Linked DNA regions of Mus musculus: region 1 is linked to region 2. A link is a loop called in an ENCODE intact Hi-C map of the cell type or tissue named here. Cell type or tissue: heart. All regions are shown on one strand. Links, peaks and the distances in the headings refer to the core of each region. The heading gives the core; the rest is flanking DNA.

Region 1 (6,315 bases), core at 1,302-3,801, 55 kb before region 2:
TCCTCGTGCTTCAGCCTCTCAAGTGTGTGCACCAAGTGCAGCCCCAATTCCTACTATCATCATCTCCTGGCAAACAGTGTAAGTTTGCTTTTCAACTCAGCCCTCTCTGGTGTGGGCCTGACTTGTTAAAAGACGTACGTAACATGAACGTCCCACCTAGTTCCATACCGCCTAGAAAAACTCTAATTCATCACTATAGTAACCACGAGAACAAGTTCCATATTTTTTTTTTATTCACATTAACATCATCTTAAACCCAAAGTAGAAACCAGTCATTCCCATTGGCTCAACTTCTCCCTTAACCATTGGTAAAAAGATCAATGCCTGAGTTCAAAAAGATACTGTAACCCTCACATGATGGTCTATACATGTAATCCCAGCACTTGTGTGCAGGAGGAGCAGGAGTTCAAGTTTGCAGCTAAGCAAGGCTACAAGAAACCCTGTCTCAACCCCCTCCTACCCCTCCAGTTTATTAAGTTTTATATCTAAGCACTGAAACAGACATAACCAGGGTGAGGCTAGAAACGAGAGTCAGAATACTTAGCTATCTAAATAAACATCTCAACAACAAATAATCTCTCTTTATACAAAAGCTTTTTCATATAACACATTCTGACTGACAACATGCCTTACAGTGTTTTCTGTTTCCAGCTGGACAATTCCCAAAGGGTCATATATAGTTCTCAGCTACAGAACATAGATGACATTAGGCTAGCACCAAATAAAACCAGCATGCATATTTCAGTACTCAGTCTAAGCTTTCTTCAGGCTGATAAGGGCTCAAACCTCAAATCCCAACTTATATAAGAATAGCAAAAATTGGGTGTGGCGAAGCAGGCCCAGTCCCAGCACTAAGGAGACAGAGTCAGGTGAATCTCTGTGAGTTCCAGGCCAGCCAGGGCTACACAGTGGATTCCAAGACAGACAGTGCTATGCAGAGGAGCACTGACCCCAAAATCATCAACAACAAACACAGTTCAGGGGAAACTCTGGACACAGAGAATTCTTGTAAAGCTTGGGTAATGTGAATCTTTTTCCTAAATGACTCCAAAACCCTAACACAGGGGACAATCTTTCCACCCAACTCAAACCCAATATTCTGCCAAAGGTCAAGGAACCTCTTATAGGACTGTGAAGACTACCAGACACTCTGGGGCAGCGAGGCTCCTGTTATACCGCAACACTGTAACACTTGAGTACGATGCCCTACCTTGTTCCCCCTTTCTAAGATACTGTGGGTGATTCGCAAATACTATCTTATGGCTCTACGTGTCCTTGCGATCCCCAAGATCGTGGAAGTGGGAAGACACTCGGTGTAAACCTCCTCCTTAAGCTAGGTATTTAAAGAAGGCCCCTTCCCTCCTCTACTCCCCAGGTTGTCCCCGTTTAGGTTAGAATTCGGCTTCCTACATTAAAGCCACATCCTAGAAGACACAGAGCTTTGTGAGAGACCTGGAACATGATGCCGCATTAACTCTCCTCGGAAGGATATCGCCATTTATAACTCTCCCACACACCAACACCCTGGTTTTGGATATCTGTAAAATTTAAAGCCACCAAAGAAAAGGAGAATGTGAATCGGCTGGGGTTCTAACCACGAAAACTGGAGGACACGGGGAACAGTGTCATCTCTTGGGGATAACTTCTAACCTTTCATACTGAAGAATGGTTTCTGTGTCACACTGTCACTCTCAACCCTTCTAAAAGGGTGAATCAAGACCATAGCACTCAAAGGATGGATGGCAGGCGGCTGCGTGTTTAGGCCTGCGAAAAGGATCAAGCTAGCACCCGGGACAAGTGATGCTCTCATTTTTGCACACAACGCCAGAAAAAATGGGAGACATCGGGAATCAGAGCAGAAGGGACATGCCAAGTCACCAGTTCCCCTCAGCACCGCTGAAGAACCCTTCCGCTCTCAACCCATGGATTCCCGCTAACCTTCCCGCTCATTTCCATCTTCTGCAGTCCCCACAGCCTTCCACATCCTCCTGCCTGCTACTCACAAATTCCCAACCACTCCTCCCACATTTTCCTCCAGGCCCCCTCCCCTTCCTTCACTTCCCTCCATCCTACATCACTGCCCACTCCATTCCGAACTCAGCCGTCAGCCGCAATCCAGCCGGCTTCCAAGCCGCCCATCCATCCCTCGAGCTAGCCTGCAGCCCGACCCGCGTCCCCGGCGCCCCTAGCTCTCACGCCTCTTCCCAGAGGCGCCTCGGCTCCCCGCCCCCCGCCTCCTTAGTCCGCACAGCTCGGCGCCGGAGCGCTGCTCCACGGCTGCCCGAGAACTGCTGCCAGGCAAGGACGAGGCGGACCCCTCCTCCCCGCACCCCAGGCCCATTACCGGCCCCGCCGCAGCCGCTTCTCCCGTCACGGTCTCCGCCGCCCCCGCTGCCTACTCAGCCCGTGTGCAAGGAGGGGAGACCGAGGCGTGCCGGCTCCCAGGCCCGTCGCGTGGCTCTCGGGGCTGCAGGGTGTGTGGGCCGGCCGGCAGGCGGCGGGGGTCGGGCGGCTCTGCACTCTGGCTCCCCGGGCAGCGAAGACCAGAACCGTCCCGGCTCCGGCTAACAATAGGCTCCGGCTGCAGCGCTCTGCCTCTTATAGGCGCCGGCGCGTCGCGGCCGAGGCCCGGGGCAGCCTGGGAAATGGAGTCTACACTTGGCCCACACCCAAGGCATGCCGGGAGTTGGAGGCGGCCAGTGCCCAAAAGCCCTCGCCCACCCTGGAACATTCGCGGCGGACCCCGGAGAGCGCCTGTAGGGCAGTTGCCCGCCTTGAAGCGGGAGGCTGCGGATCCTCGGCTACACTTCCTCGCACCAGAACCTCACCCCATGCCTGGGGAACGTGATTCTCACGGGGTTGTCCCATATGACTTGCTGCAGCTGGCCTAATTTATAAGAGAAATTATGAGCAATGACCTATCTATTTATATGATGGATCGATTTCAACATTTTTCCCACCCCAAACGGGGTCTCTCTACATGGCTCTGGCTGCCCTGGAACTCACACTATTCCAGGCTGGCCTCGAACTGAAGAGATCCACCTGCCTCTGCGTCCTGAATGCTGGATAACGGCGTGCGCCACTATACGGGCTGATTTCTTCACATTCTTAAATTTTTCTTTTCTTTTCTTTTTTTAATTATTGTCTCTGATAATCACAGTTTTGCAGTTCATCTTTAAAGTGGGCAAAATATGGACCAAAAAGTTATAGCTCTGGCTGTCCTGGAACTCACTTTGTAGACAAGGCTGGCCTCAAACTCAGAAATCTGCCTGCCTCTGCCTCCCAAGTGCTGGGATTAAAGGCGTGTGCCACCACGCCCGGCTTACCTTTACAATCTTATGCCAACCAGCCATACGTTGGTTCAGTTAGTAACTATTCAGGTCTTCATATTAGAGAGGTAATACATTACACACACACACACATACACACACACACACACACACACACACACACACACCGTTTGGTTTTGAACAGGGTCTTTTTAGCTCAAGATGGTTTTGAATTTGTTTATTTGAGACAGGGTTTCTCTGTGGCGTTGGCTGTCCTGGAACTCCCTCTGTAGACCAGGCTGGCCTTGAACCCCAAGATCTGCCTGCCTCCCATTTTAAAAGCCTGCTTTAGCTTCTTAAGTACTGGAATGAGAGCCATGATTTGAAATAACTGCTTCTTTTGGTCTCTTTATTTCCTTGGCATCACTACCACTTGTATTTGTTGTTTTTTAGTCTTCTGTCTTGACTGGATTCCATGGAACTTGAATTGAAGAGTTGTTTATTTATTGTATTCTCAATACCAGGTTTTTAAAATCTGGTTATTTGACATTTAGGAGCACAGTGAGTATTTATTGGCTAGGTGGATGCACGACAGGATTAAACTTTATGTAGGGTGTGTGTGTGTGTGTGTGTGTGTGTGTGTGTGCTATTCAAATCTTTTCATGAAAAAAGCGCCATAAGTTCTAAATCCCAGTACATTTTTGCATATGACCAGGAAAATATAAAGCCAGCGCGACTGGCTACAATGTTCTCTCACCTTTGGAGCTGAGACACTGAGCGGCTTTGAAAAAGTGCTATGAATTCCAGTTTTCTTCATTATGTGACAACAGAGACAACACCACAAAGGGAGAAACAGCAGACCATGAAAAAGTGTCTTTAGGATTTCGTGCACCGATCATCTATCTGCTGAAGCTCAGAGGAGACGCGACGAAACCCGGGGGTCCTTAGGCTGCACTGCCTGAAGGTCACCCCGCTTTGCACCCATGTATGCTTGACTCTAAAGAAGCCTGTCTTCCTGAGCACCCACATGGTGGCTTACAGTCATCTGTGACTCCACTTCCAGGGGATCCCTGCTTCTGGTCTGGGCAGGCACTGGCACTCATGTGCACACATACACACACACACATGCACATAATCAAAAATAATGAAAAATAAATCTTAAAACAAACAACCCAGCCTGGTGTGGTGTCATGCTTTTAATTGCAGCACTTGTGAGGCAGAGGCAGGTGGATCTTGGTGAGTTCAAGGCCAGCCTGGTCTACAGAGTGAGCTCCAGGACAGCCAAGGTTACACAGAAAAACCCAGTCTCAATAAAACATCACCAAGCAAACAACCCAAAACCTCTTAGCTGGGAGTGGTGCCAATACCTTTAATCCCTGCAGAGGCAGACAATTGGAAACCAATCTGGTCTACACAGTGAGTTCGAAGCCAGCCACAGCTACACAGTGAGACCCAAAATAAACAAACAAACAAAAGGTCAGGTACATTTAAAGAAAGCTTGGTTAGCACCTAGCAGTGAGTGACATGTTTGCATTGCAAGGGGAGAGTTGTGTGCCACCATGTCCCGCTAAATGGCTTCTTAATCATTGATGTGGGCAAACATTCTCTTTTTAAAAAACACATTTCTTAAAGCTGGGTTTTTTTGTTTTTGTTTTTTGTTTTTGTTTTTTGTTTTTTTGTTTTTTTCGAGACAGGGTTTCTCTGTGTAGCCCTGGCTGTCCTGGAACTCACTTTGTAGACCAGGCTGGCCTCGAACTCAGAAATACGCCTGCCTCTACCTCCCAAGTGCTGGGATTACAGGCATGTGCCACCACTGCCCGGCTTAAAGCTGTTTTTAAGGAACTTTATGTTATGGTTTGCTGGGACATTGCATGTTGGGATGACTTTCCCCCACGTGTCAAATGACTTGTAGGTGTGTCCCAGGTATTTTTAATTGTCAGTTGCTGTGAGGCCAGAGAGCTAAGTGCTGTCAGGATAGCGGTATTGCCCTCTCAGCAGCCTTTTGCCAGCTTCCTATATGTAAATTCTTGTCCTTTATCATCTACCCAAAAGATGATTCTCTGAGATTTATTGTGTTCAGAAGCAAGTTGCCGTGAAGGAGATCACATAGCCCTCACCATGGGCGAAAGGTAATCCAAAGAGATGGACTGGTGGCTGTCCTGCTGCTGAGTAATCCAAAGAGATGGACTGGTGGCTGTCCTGCTGCTGAGTAATCCAAAGAGATGGACTGGTGGCTGTCCTGCTGCTGAGTAATCCAAAGAGATGGACTGGTGGCTGTCCTGCTGCTGAATGGTTCAGACTGCAATGTGGCTTTTTGAAGAATTAAAAGAGTTGGCAGCTGAGCTGGGGGCAGAAGGAATAGCAGAAAGGAAAGTCAGGAAGGCAGGGGTGGATCTACCAGACAAGAAGCGACAGACCCAGGGAGGTGAAGAGAGCCATTTGGAGGGACACACTGGCAGGGAAGTTGGGTTAAATTAGTTTGTAGCTGGGAGTCGGCCCCAGCAAAAGGCCAAAAGCCACATACTAGACAAATTTTTCCATGTCTTTATAATTAGACCTCAAGCTGGATCCCAAAAAGCCCCTGCAATATATGCACACAGAGATCAGAAGAGGGTATCAGATTCACTCCCTAGAACTTCAGTTACAGATGATTGTGTGTGTGTGTGTGTGTGTGTGTGTGTGTGTGTGCTGGAACCAAACCCCAGTTCTCTATCAACACAGCAAGTGCTCTCTCTCTCAACCGAGTTGTCTCTCCAGCTAGACAAGGGCGTCAGATCCCCCAGAACTGGATAGACAGCTGAGACCCAGCATGGGGGTGCTGGAGTAGGGTATATGCTTTCAACACTGAGCCAACCCTCCATGCAGTGCTCAGTGAAACATTCTTACTGGGCCATAAAATTGGACAATCTTACTATTGACAATCGACGCACTTAGTGACTGTGCTGGACAGTTTTATGTCAACTTGACACAAACTAAGTCATCTGAGAACCTCAATTGAGAAAATGCCTCCATAAGATCAGGCTCTGAGGCAAGCCTGTAGGGCATT
Region 2 (6,315 bases), core at 1,837-4,336:
GATGACGTGTGTGCTACAAAGGGCATAGCTGGAGAAGTGACCCAAGCCCTTGGTGGAGCCCAGAAGATCGTGAGTTGGATCCCAGACATTGGATGGTTGGAGACTGATTTTTGCTTTTGATTGTGACTGTGCCCTGATAATTTCCCTTTTGAAGGAAGAAACTGTTTTAGTGGAGCCCACAGTTAAGAGACTTTTAATTGTAAAAAGACTTTGAATTTTAAGAGATGGCTATTTTAAAGAGATTGAAATTTTAAGAATATGTAAAGACTGTAGGACTTTTAAAGTTATTTAGATCTTGGGGATGAATAAGAATGTAAGGGTTGAGACTTACTAGTGTTTATGTGTCATGTTGATAAGGGGTCAATTGTACTGGCTAGTTTTGTGTCAACTTGACACAGCTGGAGTTATCACAGAGAAAGGAGCTTCAGTTGAGGAAATGCCTCCATGAGATCCAACTGTAAGGCATTTTCTCAATTAGTGATCAAGGGGAAAAGGCCCCTTGTGGGTAGGACCATCTCTGGGCTGGTAGTCTTGGGTTCTGTAAGAGAGCAGGCTGAGCAAGCCAGGGGAGGCAAACCAGTAAAGAACATCCCTCCATGGCCTCTGCATCAGCTCCTGCTTTCTGACTTGCTTGAGTTCCAGTCCTGACCTCCTTTGGTGATGAACAGCAGTATGGAAATGTAAGCCGAATAAACCCTTTCCTCCCCAACTTGCTTCTTCGTCATGATGTTTGTGCAGGAATAGAAACCCTACGACAGGTACCTTTGGTAAAGAAGATTCAAGAGAAAACATGTTTAGATGAGAAAGGACATCTCATGTGTGCATATGTGCGAAGGCAGAGGGGTGTGTCCTGCTCTACCACTGTCTTATCCTTTGAGACAGGATCTTCTCGCTGAACCATTTCTCCAGATAGGCATGCTAGGCCATGAAGCATGGGGATCCTAGGGTGAAAAGTGCACAGGGCAGCTATTGTGGAGTAAGGCGTACACGGGGCAGCTACTGTGGAGTAAGGCGTACACGGGGCAGCTATTCCTGGCTTTTTCATGGGGTTGCTGGGATTCAAACTGAGATGTTCTTGTGTGGTATGTGCTTATAAGGCAGGTCCACTGGGAATCTTCCCAGACCTAAAAAGGGATTTTATTTATTTAGGGTTTTTTTGTTTGTTTGTTTATTTTGAGACAGTTTCTATGTGTAGCCCTGGCTGTCCTGCAACTCACTCTGTAGACCAGGCTGGCCTCGAACTTAGAGAGACAAACCTGCCTTTGCCTCCTGAGTGCTAGGATTAAAGACACGTGTCACCATCACTGGCAAAAAGATTTTAGATCATAATTTGGTCCTCAGGATTTTTCAAAATAGAAAAAATAGAAGTCAGGACACAATCAAGCTTAAGCACATCACAAAAAGTCTATTTAACTTTTTTTTTTATAAAAGACTATATAAAAGATAAACTGTAAAGATTTTGTGTGTGTGTGTGTATGTGTGTGTTTGCGCGCGCGCATGCATGTATGCTATATTGGCTGTATTGCTATGTGGTCTGATGTCCCAAGTAACAACACCCTCTATTCCAGATTTCAAACAAATTGTCTCCAAGCTTGAGCTTCCTCATGCTCTCCTTAAGTTGGATAGGTTGAGACTTTTGCTCCCTGCATACGTAGGGTCTGCATCACTATCCAACACCAAAGTAGTTCTAGAAAACAGGTTTTTAGCCTTAAGAGTCTCAAGGGGGGAGGGGGGGCTGGCGAGATGGCTCAGTGGTTGAGAGCGCCCACTGCTCTTCCAAAGGTCCCGAGTTCAAATCCCAGCAACCACATGGTGGCTCATAACCATCCGTAACGAAATCTGATGCCCTCTTCTGGAGTATCTGAGAACAGCTACAGTGTACTTATTTATAATAAATAAATAATCTTAAAAATAATTTTAAAAAAGTCTCAAAGGGGAAATTACAACAGGAGAGAAAGACAATAAAACTTATAGGAAAATGGGAAGGAAAAAGGAGTGTGGCTAAAGAATCAATTAGTTGATGATTCAAGGTCCTTGCCACCAAGACTGTGAGAGTCTGAGTTCCATCCTAGAATCCACACAGTGGAAGGACAAAAATCAATTCCTGAACGCTGCCCCTTGACCTCCACAAATGCCATGGGGCGCAGGTGTGCACACACACACACACACACACACACATAAATGGAAGGGGAAAATTCCAACACAAGTAACTATATTTTATCTGAAGACTATCAACAAAGAAATAAAATTCCTTTATCTAGAGAAGAAAGCTAAAATGGCAATGATCCACGTTAGAACCCAAGCCCATGTCACCTTCAAACATAGTCGTCCCACTTTCTCAGGTATTTTCTGCCAATCGCCAAAACAAGGCTAAATTTTTGTTGACAGTTAAAAAACATTTTAATTTCTGAAACTTTTGGGACCTAAGAGGAATCCCATGCATGATCCAAGGCCTGTTATAAGGTTTCTTAAAAATTCTGTCAAGTACAACTTCAGGCGCCTTCAAAAACACTAAATATAGTTACTGTAAAGACAGCGATGATCCCTTTGAGAAGCCTGAACCCCACTCCCTGGTGTGCCTTTCTTTCCTGCGCACACCTCATTTTGCCTTAGACCCCATGGTTGTTGAAGACCTTTAAATAAACTCCAACTCTGCTTCACAGTAACTTATCCTGAATTCTTTCTCTGTGGCACAGTCAAAAATCCAGCTTTAGGCTGGGCTGTGGTGATTCACACCTTTGATCTCAGCGCTTGGGAGGCGGAGGCAGGCAGATCTCTGAGTTCCAGGCCAACCTGGGCTACATAGAGAAACCCTGTCTCAAAAAAATAAATAAATAATAAAAAAAATTCCAGCTTTCCCTAAGCTGTGATTCCTGAGAGGAAGAAAACTCCCAGCAGTGGGGGGCAGTGTTTCCCACCCATCTTCCCTAACAAAAGGATATTTCTGCCTGATGCATAGGTGCTTAGGAACATCAAAAAGTTATCGGTGCCATTTTTTACTATGTAGCCAAACATGGTCTTGAGCTCCTAATCCCCCTCTTGCTGAGTGCTGGGTGCTGGTATTTCAGTTGTGCACTAGTACTCTCGTCTTTCTTTTGTCTTTTTGTTGTTGTTGTTGGGGTTTTTTTTGTTGTTGTTGTTTTTTCAAGACAGGGTTTCTCTGTGTAGTCCTGGCTGTCCTGGAACTCACTCTGTAGACCAGGCTGGCCTCGAACTCAGAAATCCGCCTGCCTCTGCCTCCCGAGTGCTGGGATCAAAGGCGTGCGCCTCTTTGTCACTTTTTAGACATTCTCAGCTCAAGTTTCCAAAGACAGGAACCCTGGAAGAAAACCTTAAAACAAGTCTGTTGTAAGAGACAGCTGTCTGTGGACTTCTTGTCCAAGGTATCCCATCTCTTCCCAACAAGTCGTCAACCTTGAACCTCAGTTCCCAGCTGCCGGACTTCTTTAGATATCCCTCAACTGCCCCTTCTTCACGTGAATCCAGACATACCCAAGCATACAGTCAGTGTCCAAGTCTCCTACACCATCTGGATGCAAGGGCCCTACAGAGTTGACTCTAGAGTCTTTCCTGTCCTCCCATACCACTACTACTCAAACCAGAGGATGGGGGAGGTAGGGAGGTGTAAGGGGGGGGGTAATCTGCCCACCAAGCTGCAGGCTGTTCTCTTAAACTGTACAGCCGCCCTCCCACCTTTCAAGATCCTGCCTTTGTTATTAAGAAGGTAAGGTCTGGGAGGCATCTCACTCACCTCATACTATAAGCACCAGCACCCAGTTCCTGGCCAATGCCGGACAGGCTAGCATCAAAGTCCTGCACAAGCCCCGACTCGATCACTTCGTCGGCTAGCGGCAGCTTCAGAGCCCAGGCCATCCCGGCTCCTTCCTTGCCCCAACAGGCGCCGGCTCCTGTACAAAGGCGCGGAGCGTAACTCTACCCGGCAGACAGCACAGTGGAAGTCAGCTACAAACCCAGCTCCTCGCGCAGCGCCCCAAGCCTGACCTACGGGCTGCACCCTGGCTACTCCTCGGGAGCCCCGGTGACAGGAATCCCTCCCGTTCGGCTCTCGGGATCGTGAGGCACCAGGTCCCGCCGGAGCTCAGCCGGACTCGGGCTCTCTGAAGCCCACCGGTCGGTCGCTCGGCGTCCTCCGCTCAGCCTCAAAGCGGAGACGCGCAGGACACCGGGCGCTCCGAGCGTCCCCTCCGCCCCCCTAGGTGGAAAGCTCCTCCCTCCGGGCATCCGCACTTTCCCTCAGGCCTCGCTTCCGGTCAACCAGATAACTTCCGGTCACCGATTCTTCTCCCCGCCCCCCCACTCCGCTCTCAGCACAAACCCAGGGTTCCTCCGAGCCGTCCCCACACCCTCCTTAGCCACCACGACCGCCTGGAAGCGTGGACAGCGAAAGTTCGGCGCAGACTCGAAGCGCAAACCCGCCCCCAGCGCCAACCAATCAGGACGTCCGCTACGGCCATGGCGCAACGTCACCATCCATCTACCAATGAAGAAGAGACTGGTTCTGTCTTCGCAGCGGTGATAGGCTATCGACGCGAAGGCTTCCGCCCCCGGAGTAGTGGGCGGGCTCAGTGCTTAGGCGTGAACCCGGGTCGCAGGCTCTCGGTCCTGACAGTAGAGCAGAACTGCGGTTCTATCTTTCCGCTTCCCGCTCCCATTCCCGGAGGGACTTTCGTTCCCGTGTGTCCAGTCCTAAACTCTCCCCATTTGCCTTCCCTTATCTTCACCCTTCTCCCTAAGGCATTCGCGCAGGAAACAGGGAAAACTATTGGGGTTTTTGTTGATGTTCAGACGGGGTCTTTAGGTAACTTTAGCTGACCCAGAACTGAGAGATCCACACCCCCAGCCTGAGTGCTAGGATCAAAAGCGTGCACACTACACCTTGCTTGTTGTTTTGTTTCTGTTTGGTTGGTTCTTTGATGTTTTGTTTTTGTTTGTTTTAGGCAATGATGAATGAGTGTTGGGGAAAAATCTGCAGAGCAAAGTCAGAGCTGGCATCTTTATTTATAGTATGATAACTTAAGAGTATTCTCCAAGAGATTGAATTTACTAAACTGTAAATCAAGAACAACCATAGCCAGGCATAGTGGTTCATGCCTTTGATCCCAGCACTCCAGAGACAGAGGCAGGCAGATCTGATTTCCAGGTGAGCCAGGGCTAGATAATGAAGACCCTGGAGCAGGAGGTGAAATCATACCTCCTCCACCTTGCTCCTGAGGATTAATTACGGCCATTTTTAAAATTAAGCACGGGCAAAATACCTGTATGCTATGAACAGTATTGCAGAAGTCCTCAAGACAGGGTTGTAATCCCTTCCTAAAAGGGCATTGTGTGTTCCTAAAAACCTAGCACTCAGTAGGCTGAGGCAGAAGGATCTCCACAAGTTCAAGAACAGTCTAGACTACATAGCAATTTCCATAACAGCCAGGTCTACCTAGCATCTCTAGTCATTGTTTGCTCGTTTGTTGAGACAGGGTTCTTTTTGTCGCCTGGGCTGTCTTGGAACTCTGTATACCACTAGGGTCCTTAGGTCACCAGACTGGCCTTGAAGTCAAAAGATCTGCCTGCCTCTGCCTCCCATCTTAAAAAAAAAAAAATTCTAAAGGTAAATGTCACTTATTTTACCAAACAGAAAGGTAAGGCTAGAACTAAATTGTCATGATAAACATGCCTCTGCCGGCCAAAGACATCCCCTGTCTGTGGAAGTGTGCTTCGTTCTGTATGCCAACACAATATCCTTATAGTCTGCTTTGACTTAGATTTGTATATAACTACTTCTCCCACTGAGTTTCTACCTCAGGAGAGATAGGGAAATGACTTGGTATGGTGGCTTACATCTTTAATCCCTGAATCTAGGAGGCAGACACAGGAGAATCTGTGGGGTTTAAGGCCAGCCTGGTCTACAAGGGCTCCATAGATGCTGTGTTAAAGAAGAACAGGTAAAAGGCCCGGCCTTGTAGCATATTCCTGTAATTCCAGCACTGAGGAAATGAGGCGTAAGGATCATGAGTGCTTGCAAGGCCAGCCTGGGCTGAATAGGAAGCTGGTGACTAGCCCACAATCTAGAGTGAGACCCTGTCTCCAAAAGAAGAAAGAAAGAAAAAGAAAGGGGCAAAGGCTGGAGAGATGGCTAAGTGGTTAAGAACAAAAACTGAGTATGGCCGTAGTGGCACACACACCTTTAATCACAGCACATGGGAGACAGAGGCAGGTGGGTCTGAGTTCAAGACCAACCTGGTCTACAGAGCAAGTTCCAGGACAGCCAATGACACACAGAGAAATACTGTTGGCATATTTGTT

Evidence for each region. Peaks named below come from ENCODE experiments on the same cell type or tissue, not always from the same donor. Only the 100,000 strongest peaks of a DNase experiment are listed, where the experiment ranks them.
Region 1: it touches region 2 in a loop (2.0-fold over the local background); 3 of 42 quality-filtered maps call a loop at or near these places.

The regions. Positions count from the first base shown.
Region 1 is chr15:100,492,690-100,499,004 of GRCm38, forward strand. Csrnp2 (cysteine-serine-rich nuclear protein 2) reads right to left here and starts at 2,550. Exons shown (of 5, transcript NM_153407.2): 1 at 2,345-2,550. It also overlaps a transcript of Tfcp2 not described here. In heart, for the core only: a CTCF peak has its summit at 2,503; a DNase peak (open chromatin) is centred at 2,582; H3K4me3 peaks cover 1,824 bases; H3K27ac peaks cover 1,621 bases.
Region 2 is chr15:100,547,574-100,553,888 of GRCm38, forward strand. Tfcp2 (transcription factor CP2) reads right to left here and starts at 4,435. Exons shown (of 16, transcript NM_033476.3): 1 at 4,337-4,435; 2 at 3,752-3,908. The coding sequence starts at 3,873. In heart, for the core only: CTCF peaks have their summits at 1,871 (motif pointing left) and 2,907; no DNase peak of the experiment used is centred there; H3K4me3 peaks cover 1,500 bases; H3K27ac peaks cover 1,111 bases.